2 separate regions of the Homo sapiens genome follow, and region 2 is linked to region 1. Evidence: read pairs that join two places in POLR2A ChIA-PET (ENCODE). Cell type or tissue: PC-3. All regions are shown on one strand. Links, peaks and the distances in the headings refer to the core of each region. The heading gives the core; the rest is flanking DNA.

The links. Peaks named below come from ENCODE experiments on the same cell type or tissue, not always from the same donor. Only the 100,000 strongest peaks of a DNase experiment are listed, where the experiment ranks them.
Region 2: POLR2A ChIA-PET joins it to region 1 with 11 read pairs; 2 of 35 experiments call an interaction of 5 or more read pairs at or near these places.

Annotation. Positions count from the first base shown.
Region 1 is chrX:68,440,114-68,448,456 of GRCh38, reverse strand. No RefSeq gene overlaps it. Among named protein-coding and RNA genes, the nearest start is that of OPHN1, 11 kb to the right of the region's middle. In PC-3, for the core only: no CTCF peak of the experiment used is centred there; a DNase peak (open chromatin) is centred at 5,106.
Region 2 is chrX:68,206,022-68,214,364 of GRCh38, reverse strand. It overlaps OPHN1 (oligophrenin 1), which reads left to right. Exons shown (of 25, transcript NM_002547.3): 7 at 393-503; 8 at 2,153-2,257; 9 at 4,083-4,212; 10 at 7,692-7,792. Among named protein-coding and RNA genes, the nearest start is that of OPHN1, 220 kb to the left of the region's middle. In PC-3, for the core only: no CTCF peak of the experiment used is centred there; no DNase peak of the experiment used is centred there.

The DNA of each region.
Region 1 (8,343 bases), core at 296-8,295:
TGACCTCGTGATCCGCCCGCCTCAGCCTCCCAAAGTGTTGGGATTACAGGCGTGAGCCATTTCACTCGGCCCACTGGGTTTTTTAAAATGTGTTGTTTTTGGTATCAAGAAATAAGAATTTGGTTAGGCAAACTGGTAGTACATTGGGAAGCAAATGGAAAAGTTGCATTAAAACAAGTGAGCAACAGAACAGACATCTATTAATTCCCTAGTCAATTAGATCAGTGTTTATCAAACTACATGTCATAAATCATTAGTGGGTTGTTAAATTAAAAAAATAAAGATTAACAGGACCAGGCATGATGGCTCATGCCTGTAATCCCAGCACTTTGGGAGGTCAAGGTGGGAGAATTGCTTGAGTCCAGGAGTTTGAGACCAGCCCAGGCAACATAGTGAGACCCTGTCTCTACAAAATTTTTTTTTTTTTTTTAGACGGAGATTCTGTCCTGTTGCCCAGGCTGGAGTGCAATGGCGCAATCTTGGCTCACCGCAACCTCCGCCTCCTGGGTTCAAGCAATTCTCCTGCCTCAGACTCCTGAGTAGCTGGAATTACAGGCATGCACCACCATACCCGGCTAATTTTGTGTTTTTATAGAGATGGAGTTTCTCCATGTTGGTCAGGCAGGTCTCAAACTCCTGACCTCAGGTGATCCACCTGCCTCGGCCTCCCAAAGTGCTGGGATTACAGGAGTGAGCCACTGCGCCTGGCCTACAAATTTTTTTTTTTTTTTAATTAGCCCAGTGTGGTGGTGCATGCCTGTGGTCCCAGGTACTTGGGAGACTGAGGTGGAAGCATCACTTGAGTCCAGGAGGTGAAGGCTGCAGTGAGCCATGATCGAGCCACTGCACACAAGGCTGGGTGACAGAGCGAGACCCCATCTCAAAAAAAAAAAAAAAAAGTTGAACACTGTGGCTTATGCGTATAATCCCAGCACTTTGGGAGGCCAAAGTGAGAGGATCACTTGAGGCTAGGAGTTCCAAGACCAGCCTGGGCAACATAGTGAAACCCTATCTTTACAAAAAATAAAATTAAAACATTAGCCAGGCATAGTGACCTGCATCTGTAACCCCTGTTACTCCGAAGGCTGAGGTGGGAAGATCACTTGAGCCCAGCAGGTCGAGGTTGCAGTGAGCCATGTTCAAGCCATTGCCATCCAGCCTGAGCGACAGAGCAAGACCCTGTCAAAAAGAAAGAAAGAAAAGAAAAGAAAAAGGCCAGGCTCACACTTGTAATCCCAGGACTTTGGGAGGCTAAGGCAGGAGGACTCTCTTAAGCCCAGGAGTTTGAGACCAGACTGGGCAAAACAGTGAAACCTCATCTCTATAAAAAGAACAACAACAACAACAAAAGACTAACGATTGAGTATTAAGTGAAAAAACTTGGCTGGGCACAGTAGCTCACACCTGTAATCCCAGCACTTTGGGAGGCCGAGGCAGGCAGATTGCTTGAGGTCAGGAGTTCAAAAACAGCCTGACCAACATGATGAAAACCTGTCTCTACTAACAATACAAAAATTAGCCTGCTGTGGTGGTGTGCACCTGTAATCCCAGCTTTTTGGGAGGCCGAGGCACGAGAATCACTTGAACCTGAGAAGCAGAGGTTATAGTGAGCCAAGATCGCACCACTGGACTCCAGCCTGCGCAACAGAGTGAGACCCTGTCTCAACAACAACAGCAACAACAACAACAACAAAAAAAACGAAAAAAAAAAAAAACTTTTCTGGCAAGCAGAGAACCCAACACAGTACCAAATCTAGGTAGTTTCTGGAGAATGAGGTTGGGAAAAGGAGTAATGAAGTAGGTCTTTCAGTCAAAAGATCTCAAACTGCCGGGGGTGGTGGCTCACGCCTGTAATCCCAGCATTTTGGGAGGCTGAGGTGGGCAGATCATTTGAGGTCAGGAGTTCAATACCAGCTTGACCAACATAGCGAAACCCCATCTCTACTAAAAATACAAAAAAAATTAGCTGGGCATGGTGGTACACACCTGTAATCTCAGCTACTAGAGAGGCTGGGGCAGGAAAATCGCTTGAACCTGGGAGGCAGAGGTTGCAGGGAGCCAAGGTCATGCCACTGCACTCCAGCCTTCCAGCCTGGGCGACAGAGAAAAAGTCTGTCTCAAAAAAAAAAAAAAAAAGAGAGAGAGAGAGAGAGAGAGAGATCTCGAACTGTGTCAGTCCAATTTCTTTGTTTTTTCTATTTTTCTGGTGTGTTATTTATTTATTTATTTATTTATTTTCTTTTTTTCCTATATTTAAAAAGCAAAATCTGGCCAGGCACAGTGGCTCACATCTGTAATCCCAGCACTTTGGGAGGCCGAGGCAGGCAGATCACTTGAGGTACGGAGTTCGAGATCAGGTGAAACCCTGTCTCTACTAAAAAATATAAAAATTAGCCTGGTGTGGTGGTGGGTGCCTGTAATCCCAGCTGCTTGAGAGGCTGAGGCAGGAGAATTACTTGAACCCAGGAGGTGGAGGTTGCAGTGAGCTGAGATCACACCACTGTTCTCCAGCCTGGGTGACAGAGCAAGACTCTGTCTCTAAAGACAAAAAAATAAAAAACAAAATCTCTGAGTGGTGTTGATTGGCTGAGAATATCTGGATTTGGGGTTAGGTATACACTGGCCTGGCTAGAGATGGTCTGCTGGGTATGTTGGAGTCCTCTCTGGATGTGTCATCTAGTTCAGCCTGCACTGGTGACAGCAGGCCAAGTTGAGGTTTACCTTTGTATATGAAGTCATTTTAGTAGGTAGTGACCAGTGTTTTATAAAATGAAATAGAAGAATAGAATGATAGGATAGATTAGAATAAAAAATATGAGAGCACATTGCATATAGTAAATATTGTTTTGTGAAACCTGTTTTAGTTATATTTATGTATATATGTATGTATGTTCTAGTCTATGGTGTAAAATGTATGTATGTATGTATGTATTTACTTTGTAGAGACAGGGCTTTGCTCTGTCACCCAGGCTGGAGAGCAGTGGTGTGATCACGGCTCACTGGAGCCTCGACTTCCTGGGCTCAAGCGATCCTCCCACCTCCACCTCCCAAGTAGCTGGGACTACAGGACCTTCTCATTTTTAAATGTTTAGTAGTGATGGGGTTTTTGCATGTTGCCCAGGCTGGTCTCAAACTCCTGGGATCAAGCGATCCACCCACCTTGACCTCCTATAGTGCTAGGATTACAGGGGCGAGCCGCTGCGCCCAGCCTAAAAAAGTATTTCTTACTATGTTCATGGTCACAAAAGTTCAAATGTTACAGAATTAGATGATGCTCCTTGAAGTTTTTTTTGGGGGGGGTCCTAATTTCATTCTTAATATGAAAGTCACATGCTCATAGTAAAATTTCAAACTGTTTGGAAGGGAGTAAATTGAAAATCTCCCTCTCTCTATCCCATTTCAACTTCCCCAGATCAGAAAACCATTAAAATCATTTATGAAGAAATACATATACACACATACACATACCACTTTTTCTTTTTTGACACACTGTCTCACTCTGTTGTCCAGGTTGAGTCCAGTGGTGTCATCACACCTCACTGTAACCTTGAACTCCTGGGCTCAAGTGAGCCCACCTACCTCAGCCTCCTGAGTAGTTGGGACTAGGCACGCAACACCACAACCAGTTAATTTTTAAATATTTTGTAGAGACAAGGTCTCGCCATGTTTCCTAGGCTGGTCTCAAACTCCTGAGCTCATGTGGTTCTCCCGCCTGGGCCTCCCAAAGTGCTGGGATTATAGGTGTGAGCTACCGTGCCTGGCCCAGGTATCACATTTTTATTGAATTATTATATATGCGTATATGACTTCTTTAAAAACACACAAAAGATGATTATAATCTAGATACTCCAAATGTTAAATGACGAGTTACTGGGTTCAGCACACCAACATGGCACATGTATACATATGTAACTAACCTGCACGCTGTGCACATGTACCCTAAAACTTAAAGTATAATAAAAAAAATCTAGATACTAATGTGCAGCTATTTTTAACTAATTTTGTTCATTTACATCCTTGGATATATTTTCATAATAAATCATTCTCTTTCATGTGTGCATAATTTCCCATTGCATGGATGTATATCATTTATATAACTATTCCTGTAGTCATGGTCATTTGAAGGGATTCCAGTTTTCAACACTACAAAAAAACGCTTAGCCGATACATTTTTTATCTCTTTGCATGCTTTTGTGGAGAAATCTATAGCACAAATTCTTAATTAGACCTGATGGATCAAAGAGTACACAGATTTAACATTTTGGTAGGTATTGCCAAATTGCCTTCAAAAATGTTCATACCAGTTTACATCCCTGAAGTCTATGAGAACTCCTGTTTCTCCTTGTCAACATCAATTTTTAGCAAAGCTTGTCCAATGTTATGAAAATGGTATCTCAGCACAGAAGCAGGCTAGCACAATACTTGAGTGAGGTTCTCACAGCTGGATGTGATGGCTCATGCTTGTAATTCCAATACTTTGGGAGGCCGAGGCTGGAGGATCACTTGAGGCCAGGAGTTCAAGTCCAGCCTGGGCAATATAGTGAAACCCATCTGTACCAAAAAATAAATTTAAAAAAGTAGCTGAGTGTGGTGGTTTGCGCCTGTAGTCCCAGCTACTTGGAGGCTAAGGCAGAAGGATTGCTTGAGGCTGCGATGTGCCATGATTGCACCGCTGCTCTCCAGCCTGGATGACAGAACAAGACACTGTCTCTAAAAAAAATTTTTTTTAAAGAGTGAGGGTGAGGTTCTAGGGCCTCAGCAGCTTTGGACAAGTTACTTCACTTTTCTAAGCCTCAGTTTTCTCATCTGGAGAATGGGAATGACATAATAGTACCTACTTAAAAGGGTGGTGGTTGTAAAGATTAAGCATGTGCCTTGGACATAGTAAATTTTGACGTTTGTGTTTTGTTTATCATTCAGTATTATTAACTTAATATTCATAACTGTTCTTCTTAAGCTAAACAGGTAGAGTAACTTAGTGGTCTAATCAAGCTTTTTGAAGGCTGAAATGTGAATTCACCCACAATTAATTCTTAGTAAGGTTCTGAAACCAGTTTCCTTCCTGTGGTAATGTCGGTTTAACCATGTGAGAGAGAAAGCATGATTGGCATGTTCTGGGGCCTTGCCAGAGCATTGTCACTGCACTGTTGCATTCTTTTGACAACGATCTCAGCACCCACTGCCTTGTGAGGTGCTTCCATTTATAAAATTACTAGCATGAAAATTTTACTAGCATGAAAATTATTGTAAGTCAGTGGGAAAAATTAATATTGTGGAAAAAATTAATGTTGCCCTTAGAATCCTTTCTTAAAATGCTTTACTTTGTATCTGTTTTGTTCTACTCTAAGTATAGATGCACATCCATTTGCAGTCATGACAAGTTATGACTCTTGTCCATTGCTTGTTTTGTTGCTGAAAGAGGAAGAGAATTAGAAATTGGAAATAATTGCATATTTCAGCTTATGTCATTTTACTTTAAAAGAAACTAAAAGAACTTTGTGGGGCTCAGTTGTCTGAAGGTTTCTTCACGTCTTCCCACCCCCAGGGCCAGAAACTTGTTGAAATACATTTCAGTTGTATACTTTTCTCAAGGTATTCTAGTAATTCTGCTAAAGAGTATGTAATGTGCTATGTGATGCTGGTGAAAATGACCACATATAAAATGTTATGCAGGCTAGGTGCAGTGGCTCATGCCTGTAATCCCAGCACTTTGGGAGGCCGAAGCGGGTGGATCACTTGAGGTCAGGAGTTCAAGACCAGCCTGGCCAACATGGTGAAACCCTATTTCTACTAAAAATACAAAAATTAACCGGGTGTGGTGGCGAGCACCTGTAATCCCAGCTATTTGGGAGACTGAGGCAGGAGAATTGCTTGAACCTGGGAGGTGGAGGTTGCAGTGAGCCGAGATTGTGCCACTGCACTCCAGCCTGGGCGACAGAGCGAATGTCTCCAAAGGAAAAAAAAAAATGTTATGCAAATTCCACAGTTAATCATGTTTATTTAATTATTAGCTTTGAGTCAGATGCAAAATAAACTGAAGTAGTATGGAAGTCAGAAAGCCTAATGCTGCCAATATGAGGAACAGAAGTTTTCACTCATGTTATTAATCAAAACCATTGTTGTATGAGGACTGTCATATCCCGATCAGTTTTTGACCAGTTTTTAGTAGATAAAATCTCATGTCGAGTGGAGTGTGGTTGCATGTGCCTGTAGTCCCAGCCATTTTAGAGGCTGAGGTGGGAGGGAGTGGTTTGAACCCAGGAGTTTGAGGCCAGTCTGGACAAGACAGCAAGATCCTGTCTCAAAAAAATCCCCCCTAAAACCGTATCAGTGCATAAGACTGGATGCCTACATTTTGGACCACCTCCATCAGAATCACCTGTTGTACTTATAAAAAATTTAGATTTCCCAAGGCCTTACCTAAGACCCCACTCCCCCACCCACATTAGTTTCTGATTCTTTGTTATTTTCAAGCCTCAGTTCATATTGTCTGGCCTCAGCCCCTACCTAAATCCACATCATACCATCAGAATCGCTGGGAGAGGGGTCCAAGGAAATCTACATTTTCAATAAGCACCCTAAGTGATTCTCATACAAACCAAAGTTCAAGAATCATTAGTAGAACGTTATAATTTAGTTTCCATGATTCAGCAGGCCCCTCTAGGAACTGCTGGGAAATTTCTGGCCCCTCAGTAGAGCATGGTATCTTCTAAGATGCTATAAAATGGCATAGCCCAGCAGGCTGTGCTGGGATGCTGGGTATTGATATCTTCCTGGGAGTTAAAAAGTAATACAACTGTGCCTTTATTGCCCTTATAAAGCCTTTTAGAACTGACATAAACCTTGTTTGAATTTTTTTTGAAATGTGGCTTATTAGGAATCAAAATGGACACATAAAATGGTCACGAGGAAAAAATTCCCAGGTTATTACCAATAGATAGCTTTGATATGGTGCTGCTGGTGTGAAAATGTGATGAAAATGGTGAATTCTATGGATAAAGAATTTTGGTGGATATTTAATCACATAGACTGAAATAGATTATATTTTTAAAGCTATAAATTGGTGGCTTTTTTTTCCACCAAGCAACTCCATAAAGAGAAACTTGAAGGGAGTGGGTAAATGGAGAGTTGGATGTACAGAGAATTATAAAAGAGGATTTTTCCTTTCTAACCATTTGCCACTTCTAGCTCCTAAAAGTTTTAAAATCTTGGCGTAGGCTGAGGAAAAAAACTAAGCCAAGTTCAGTCAAAGCAGGGAATGGACCAGAGCCAAGACTAGAGCTGGGAATGGTGCCAACAGTAGTAAAGGATTTAGACCAGGCTAGAACTAGGGGCTAGGCTAGCAGTGTTGTTGTGCTGAGGGGCAGTTATCTACTTTGTCTTCTGTCTCATGCAGTGCAAGTCTGGAAATTCTAGACAGCTGAGCATATGTAGCTTGGGAGCCAGTTTTGTCAGCTAGCTCTTCAGAGAAGTTCAACATAAAGCCTCTGTTAATATTCAGCCTGGGATAATTTCAAATCATTTGCTGAAGTTACAGCAAGTGACCCAGAACTATTTTTTCTGTATTACAGTTCCAAGTACGTCCAGTCACATAAGCAGGAGGGAATGGAGATTAGATGTTGATGAGTTAGGCTGGAAGGTACTGTAATGCAATGGCAAAACATGACTTTGAATTCAGAGCTGGATTTGAATCTCTAGGACATCATTTATTCTCTGGGTGACTTTGGCCAAGTAGCTTAACTTCTCTGAGGTTCAGTTGCTTCATCTGTAAAATGCAAGGGACAATAGCACCTTCCTCAATGAGATCATTTATGTAAAGTGCCTGTAAATGAGATCATTTATGTAAAGTGCCTGGCATAGGAGAAATCATCATCAACTTGTGCTGTCCCCTCTCCCTCCACCTGCCACCTCTATTTCACCTCCAGGTTTTCTTCTTGTTATTGGATACAGGCCAGTAACTTCTATATTTTTTCTACCTTTTTGTGAAGGAAGGATTATAACATTTCAGGACAAAGACCTTTAGGATCCTTTATAAGAAGCATAGGGTTTATAAAATATTACTTTATATCTTTAGGTAAACATTTTTTTTTCAGACACAGGTTCTCCCTGTGTTGCCCACATTGGAAAGCGGTGGCTATTCACAAGTGCGATCATAGTTCACTGCAGACCCGAACTCCTGGGCTCAAGGGATCCTCCTGCCTCAAGCTCCTGAGTAGCTAGGACTCCAGGCGAGTGCCACCACATCTACCAGGATAAAACTCTTTTTAAAAACACATTTAATAAATTACTGAAGTCTAAAAATGACATTTGGAAAATTACCTTTTCTTTCCAGCCTCCCAGACC
Region 2 (8,343 bases), core at 186-8,185, 230 kb after region 1:
GCATGCTTCTGTTCTTGGGCTTTGGCCCTTGTTAATTTCTTATTCTCTGTATTCATGTCTCTGTAGTGTTTGAGGGAGCAGATTTTCCTCTGACTTCAGTTCTCTGTTGAATATAATAAAATGTGTGGATTTTACACTTGTTCAGCTTTTTTCTTTTTGTCAGGGTGGATGTAATGACTTCAAGCTTTTTATGTGTTGGACCAGAAACTGGAATCCTGTATCAGTCACTTTTTTATCTCTTGGCTTTAGGTTCTCTATTTCTAAAATAAAAGGTAACATCACTAGTTGGTGGCTAAATGCTCATCTAGCTCTAGCATTCTGTTCAATCCTTAAGTACTGACTTTCATGAATGAATATCCCAATATGTAATGTTTGTTTTCCTTCTTCTACAGGCAGACCTACAGGTGGACAAGGAGAGGCACAATTTTTTCGAGTCCTCTCTTGATTATGTTTATCAAATCCAGGAAGTTCAGGAGTCCAAGAAGTTCAATATTGTGGAGCCTGTAAGTTTTCTCTGTTGATGAATGGTCTAAAAATATTTATCAAATGCCTGGTAAATGTACAAACTTTGATCATAAAAACAGAATCCCAAAGAACGTGAAGGATAATCAGTGGAAATGTCTAGAACGTAGTCTAACTTACGTTTTTCTTGTTCTTTAGTATACTTTTTTTCTCTCTTTCCCCCCAACCCTTTTCTCTCTTTTTCTATGGCTATTTTCTTTCTCTTTCCTTTTTTTCCTTTCTCTTTCCTCCCCCCTTCCGGAATTTCTCTACAACTCTTCCTGTTACTTTGTTTCCCTCCCTTCCTTCTTCTTGCGCTTTCAGAAGCTTCTGAAAGTCTTTCTCATATACCAGATACTATGCTAGGGACTCATGTCTCTTGCAGTCAGTGACTTCTCATTCTACTACTTTTACTTCTGTCTTGTGTAGTTTTTTCCCATTTCACGTTTTTTCATTCCATTTACTTCGTTTTGTGTAGATTTTTCCATTTCCATATATTTGTTTGAGACAGGGTCTCACTGTCACCCAAACTGGAGTGCAGTGGTGCTATCTACAACCTCTGTCTCCTGGGCTCAAGTGATCCTCCCACCTCAGCCTCCTGAGTAACTGGGACTACAGGTGCATGCCTCCATACCGAGCTAATATTTTGTATGTTTTTGTAGAGATAAGGTTTCACCATGTTGCCCAGGCTGGTCTCCAACTCCCGGGCCCAAGTGATCCCCCTGCCTTGGCTTCCCAAAGTGCCAGGATTACAGGCATGAGCTACCATACCCAGCCCGTGTATTTGATTTTTAATGGGGTTGAAAATTTACACCAATATATGTTGTGTATCATTTATATGTCTTTTTCTGCAACCCTGTGAAACATTTCTAATTTTAAAGTTGGTTTAGACTCCTTTGATCTTTTAGCATTATGACAGTCTTCATTAAAGTTAGGTAGAAAATCTTGCTTTATTCATTTATCTATTTACTTTCATTCATTCAAGAAATATTTATTGAGCACCTATTGTTTGTGGTTGCTGAGGATATATAGAGGAAAGATGCAGTTCATTTACATACTGTTCAAATGATGAATGTCTTTATATGAGATCTGAACAAGCTCAGGGTTAATAAATTTGTTAATAGTTCTTTTTTTCTGAAGCTGAGTCAAGGGTAAATGTTCAACCTGATATGAAAACAGTGATGTGTAGACTGGTTTGTGTTTGACTGCGTTTAGCGCTATACTGGGTAAACACCATGGAGTTTTTTGTTGTTGTTGTTTGTTTGTTTGTTTTTTGTTTTTTTGAGACAGTCTCACTCTGTCCCAGGCTAGAGTGCAGTGATGCAATCTTGGCTCACTGCAACCTCCGCCTCCCGGGTTCAAGCCATTCTCCTGCCTCAGCCTCCCAAGTAGCTGGGATTACAGGCGTGCGCCACCACGGCCAGCTAATTTTTGTATTTTTAGTAGAGATGGGATTTCACCATGTTGGTCAGGCTGGTCTCAAACTCCTGACCTCACGATCTGCCCGCCTCGGCCTCCCAAAGTGCAGGGATTACAGGCATAAGCCACCACACCCAGCCACACCATGGAGTTTTTTGGTGAGTTCATGTTTCTTTTATTTAGTTTATTAGAAGATGCTGGTGATAAAGTTATTTTTACATGTTTTCCCTAGGTCTTGGCCTTTCTTCATAGTCTGTTCATTTCTAACAGCCTGACTGTGGAGCTCACACAGGATTTCCTCCCATACAAACAACAGCTCCAACTCAGTTTACAGAATGTGAGTTTGCATGTGGATTTTTCTCACCGGTCTTTCCATTCCGATTGAATTTCAGCCCTAGCGACCTTGATTCTTGGAATTCTAGGTTACTGCATCCTAGCCAATTTGTTAGAATATACTGGTGTGGATCACAAATATTTAGTATATCAGACTGTTCTTGCTCTTCCACTTTCACATCTTTCCTGTTTTTGAGGCTGACTGCTGTTCAAACCCACCCTTCCACACACCAACACCTTCATCTATGCAATATTTATTAAGTATTGCTAATTTGCTGCATCTCTCTCAGATCAGGACATAGCTATAGGCTTATTTGAGCCCAGGCCTTAAGCTACTTCCCTGCTCAGTCAAAACACTCTCACTGTAGACTTTATTACCACAAACACTCATTTTATCTTCTCTTTCTTTTCTCAGTACTTATTAGTAGAGTCACATAAATTACTTTTAAAGGTTTTCTCTACCTTCTTTGTCATGCTGGTTCTTACAGATGGGCATGTAGGCATAGTGTTCCCATCCTTTTCACATATATTCCTTTACATGTTCCTTTATTCAACCCACATTAAACAAATGTTTATGGAAAAAATGAACATAAGCTCTGTGCCAGGCATGTGAAAGGCACTGGACATGCCATGAAGATGCATGCAAGTTTTTCTGTCTTGAAGGAACATACAGTTTCTTGTAGGAGACAAATAAACAGAGATAAATTATAATCCATTATGATAAGTGCTATAATAGAATCAAGGCCAAAGGTTTTTAAAAAGTTCAGAGCATTTGGCTACCTGGTAGAGTCAGAGAAGGCATTACTGAGTTGGTGACTTTAGAATGGGTGTTAAATTGCATGAAATATATAGATGTAGTTTTAGATGAAAAATGCTGGTAAGTTATAGTGAAAAATAAGCCCCCCTTGGTTGTTTAGGAGGATTGGGATTTACAGTTGTTGTTATTATTTTTTCTTTCTATATACTCTCCTTGCAGAAAGGAACTAGGGGCTCTCACATTCTCCAGAATTTCCTGATTTACAACATCTTCCTACTACAACCAAGTTAATCCCATGAATCTTCCTCTATATATTACTTGATATGTACAAATGTAACAATAAGCCTTTGAATGTGTACATATGGGTGACTTATTTACAGGATAAACATGAGCCAACTAGATGGGCAGCACAGATCACCTTTCTCACTAACATCATGTCATAATTTTAAGACTGGGTACTAAAAACTTATCTGTAGTGATTTTCATACCCACATTTCAACACATGTCTTACCATTGTGTTTTAGTTGTGTAGATTTAAATAGATTTATTCTCATCATTAGGTTTTGGTATTTGTGAGTATGAAAACATAGCTACTGTTGGCCCTTCTCCCAAGAGAGCACCCTCTCGTATATTTTATGTTCTTGGCCAGAATTTGATTCAGTATCAACTAGGCTGTAACTTTGAGACACAATTTGGAAGTTGCTATGAGAATGCTACCTTTGGGAACCTTGTCTGCCATCTCCCTTGTTGTAAAGCAGGGTATCAGTCATGTTCAGAATTCTAAGATTGCTTATTTATTAGGGCCTTATGTGATTCGTATTAGTAAAAAGCCTCCCAGTTGTTATTTTATGAGTATATTGCTCGTTATATTTTTGTTTCCTATGCAGTCTTTAGGACCGTTAGACTCTATAAACTTGTTTTCCATTCACTATGCCATTCACCATTTCTTTTTTTGCTTTGTGGTTGCACATGCTGTAAGCAGGGAAAACTTTGTACTGAGTCTCTGACCAAGAAATACTTTTTCATGATAATGATGATGATAATAATGATTTTCATGATGATGTCTTGACAGACAAGAAATCATTTCTCCAGTACCCGGGAAGAGATGGAAGAACTTAAGAAAAGGATGAAAGAAGCTCCCCAGACATGCAAACTTCCAGGACAGCCAACTATTGAAGGCTATCTCTATACACAAGAGAAATGTGTGTGGGGACATAGGGGTATCCATTGGGTTTCAATAAGCCAGGAACTACTGCCACTTGTCGGCTGTGAATTTTGGGCACCCTTACTGTTCATAGACCCCTGATAGCTAAAATTCCCTTGGAACGCAGGCAGGGAATACTGAAAACAAAAAAAAAAAAAGGAGAAACTGAGAGGAAGTTAAAGATTTGTCTTACAAAGGCTGTGTAGTGATAAGACCTAAGGTTTTCTCTGAGATTCAAAATGGGTATTATTTGTTCTTTAATCCTTCTGATTATTCTTTTGGAAAAAAGGGAAGTAGAGGAAAGGAAGTAGAAAAATAATATTTCTTATACTTATTATGTACCAGACATGGTGCTAAGTTCATTTAAAACACTGCCTCATTTAATCTTTGCAACCAATTTATACCCATACACATAAGGCCACTAAGGCTCAGAGACGTCACCATTTGAAAGTCACCCAACTAACAAGTGTCAGGACTAAAATTAAATTCAGGTCTATGAAATGCCAAAGCCCATGATCCTACTATAGTACCCTATATCTTCGTCTGCATTAGGGTCATATGTTTGCTCTTTTCTTTTCTTTTTTTAAGACAGGATCTTGCTCTGTTGTCCAGGTTGGAGTGCAATGGCACCATCATAGCTCACTACAGCCTCATACTCCTGGGCTCAAGCAGCCCTCCTACCTCAGCCTCCTGAGTGGCTGCACCTAAAGGCACCTACCACTACACTTGGCTAAGTTTTGAATTTTTTGTAGAGACAAGGTCTCACTATGTTGCTCAGGCTCATGGATGCTCTTATAGCACTTAGTGAACATCATGATTCCAGTGGGAAAGACAGTATCTGTTTTTCATTGGTGACTAAGTAAAGTGGGTTAACTTGTTTAGTCACTGAATGTTGCAGAGCATTCAATCTTTCCTAATTCCTCAGTAACATTATGCACACCTGTATGTGTGATTTGATTTTATTTGCCCTTTGAACTATGACCCAATACTCCCCAAACCTGTTATTCAGTTTTTGCCCAGAGTTATTATATCTGGGGAATAAACAGAGGACACACACCCAGAGGCTGCCAGTAGCAAAAATCACTGTAATTCAAAAAGCATGACACTACGGTAGTGAAATTATCACACTTTTCTTTGCATAGAGCAGTTTACTTGTGATGATTTTCAAAGATGTGTTCTCCCACTTGTCAGGTTCATCTCTTCAACTGTGTGTCGCACAATTTCTCGATCTCAGTGCTGTTGACATTTCAGGCTGGATAATTTTTAGTTCTGGGAAGTGGTCCTGTGTATTATAGTATATTTAGAAGCATCCCTGGCCTCCTCACTTTGTGCTCATAGTAATCTCCAGGTGTGACAACCTAAAATGTCTCTAATGTATTGCCACATGTCCCCTGGGAGGCCAAATTACCCCTAGTTGAGAACCACTGCTGTATGCTGTGTGATCCTTCTGTGCTTCAGTATTCTGATTTGTCATATGGGCATAACATTGCTACTCAGTTGAATGTATGCTTAATGAGCACTGTTTCTGCCAGATACTGTGCAATGCATTGGGGACACCCTTGAAAAACTGAATCAACCATGATTTCTTTCACCAAGAAGTGTAAAGTGATGGGAGAGATAGACAAGTATATCAATAATTATAATGAAATGTGGTGATAACTGTATTTGGGGCATATATCTAAAGGCTTCACAAAGAAAGTGATATTTGAACTAGAACTTGAATGATGAGTGGGAGTTTGATAGGTAAAGAAAAGGAGGAATGGCCGGGCACAGTGGCTCATGCCTGTAATCCCAGCACTTTGGGAGGCTGAGACGGCAGATCACTGGAGGTCAGGAGTTTGAGACCAGCCTGGCCAACATGGTGAAACCCCGTCTCTACTAAAAATACAAAAATTAGCTGGATGTGGTGATGCTTGCCTGTAATCCTAGCTACTTGGGAGGCTGAGGCAGGGGAATGACTTGAACCTGGGAGGTGGAGATTTTACTCAGCCGAGATGGTGCCATTACACTCCAGCCTGGGTGACAGAGTGAGACTCTGTCTCAAAAATGAATAAAAGAAAGAAAGAAAGAATGAAAGAAAGAAAAGAAAAGAAAGAAAGGAAAGAAAAAGGAAAGAAAGAAAGGAAAGAAAGGAAAGAAAGAAAGAGAGAGAAAGAAAGAAGGAAAAGGAGGAAGGGAATTCCAGGTATATACCACTGCATGAGTAAAGGCAGGGTTGTGGATAGACATAGTTGATTTGTAGGGCCCTTGTTTGCCAAGAATAGTCCTGCTTTACCCCTGTTGTCCTGATGTAATTATTAATAATACTGCCTCATTCAGTCTTAAATAAGTCTTGGATTTGGACTAGAAATTATATGGCTACCTCTTTATGTGGGAACTAAAAGTAATTCATTGAGACAGGAACATAGAGGTGAGGTGCCAAAAGAAAAAGCTAGAAAGGTAAGTTTTGATCATGTTATCAAGGGCATTGTAGGCAGGCTAAGGAGTGTGGAGATAGTGGGAAAGCCGTGGATGGTTTTTAATGAGGGGAATGATAAAAATAGAGATATATTTTAAAAATAATCTAGGAAAAGAGTGGAGAATGAATTGGAGTGGAGTGATCAGAGATGGGGACAATAGGGAAATCAGAGAAGGCCAATGAAATAATTAATTGGTGAGATAGTAAATTTTTGTTTTTTAAAAATATGTTTCATAAAATATAAATACAAAATAAGACACTGGGCCCAGCGCTGTGGCTCATGCCTGTAATCCCAGCACTTTGGGAGGCTGAGGCATGCAGATCACGAGGTCAGGAGATCAAGACCATCCTGGCTAACATGGTGAAACCCCATCTCTACTAAAAAAAATACAAAAAGTTAGCCGGGCGTGGTGGTGGGTGCCTGTAGTCCCAGCTACTTGGGAGGCTGAGGCAGGAGAATGGTGTGAACTGGGGAGGTGGAGCTTGCAGTGAGCTGAGATTGCGCCACTGCACTCCAGCCTGGGTGACAGAACGAGACTCTGTCAAAAAAAAAAAAAAAATTAAAACAAAAACAACACTGATAGGGTTCTTAACTAATTCGGTGTTAAAAAGGAATGGAGAGGAGGAGACAGTTAAAAGAGAGATGTGTAGAGTCATGTACAGGTTAGAAGGGGCATAACCCAATGACCAATGACATGGAACAGTTATAGAGACAGCAAAGTAAATGACAATAGTCTCCAGCTTCTGGGATATATGGTGATACAATTTATAGGGAACATGGCAGGGAGAGTAGGTTTTGAGCAAGCCAGAAGCAGCTGTGGGAAGCAGTTGGTGAAGGTTAGAATCTCCCTGTGTGCAGTAGGTAGGTGGCTATGGAAGGAGGGCGGTCAGGGCAAGGGCAGGGCTGGATCTGAAGTTTGACTCTGAAGAGCAATGTGTAAATAGCTTCCATCTTAGGGTTGACTTCCTATACAGCTAAAATAGTTATTCTGTCTGCTCACTTTTACTTGTCCTTGTAGGGGCTTTAGGAATATCCTGGGTGAAATACTATTGCCAGTATGAGAAAGAGACCAAAACACTGACCATGACGCCTATGGAGCAGAAGCCAGGTGCTAAGCAGGTCAGTTCTTGTTTGCACCATATTTTTGGAAATGGATCTATGACTGTTTCTCAGAAAAGAATATATGTTGACCTAGTATCAAATCATCAAGTTCATCACTGTTACGTGAGGCCATGACTTTATATGTACACCTTGGCCTAAGTTTGAGTCAGATAGCACTGAGTTGAGTGAAAAATTTCTCTGTTGATTAGAGCAAGCCTTTTGAAAGTGCCGGTAGTCTTTCAAACCAGTTATTTTTACAAGTGCCAGTCACATTGTACAGTCAACTATGTAAAAATATGGATGAATTACTTTTAAGAATGCTCTACTCTTGGATTCTTTAAAATAGCAAGTTTTAAAAATATGAATTGAATTCCAAAATTCCTTTTTTACAGGAGTGTGTTTATGGCCCACAGTTGGAATAACCGATACTCACATTCTATGTACTACTCAAATATCTTTAAGCAGTTAATCTCTCTTTTTCTGCCCTCCAAACCTTCTCTCACTCCTGAAAATGACAAGATAAATTTAACACACTGAAAAAAATAGTTTACTTACCTGGAAGAACCTGA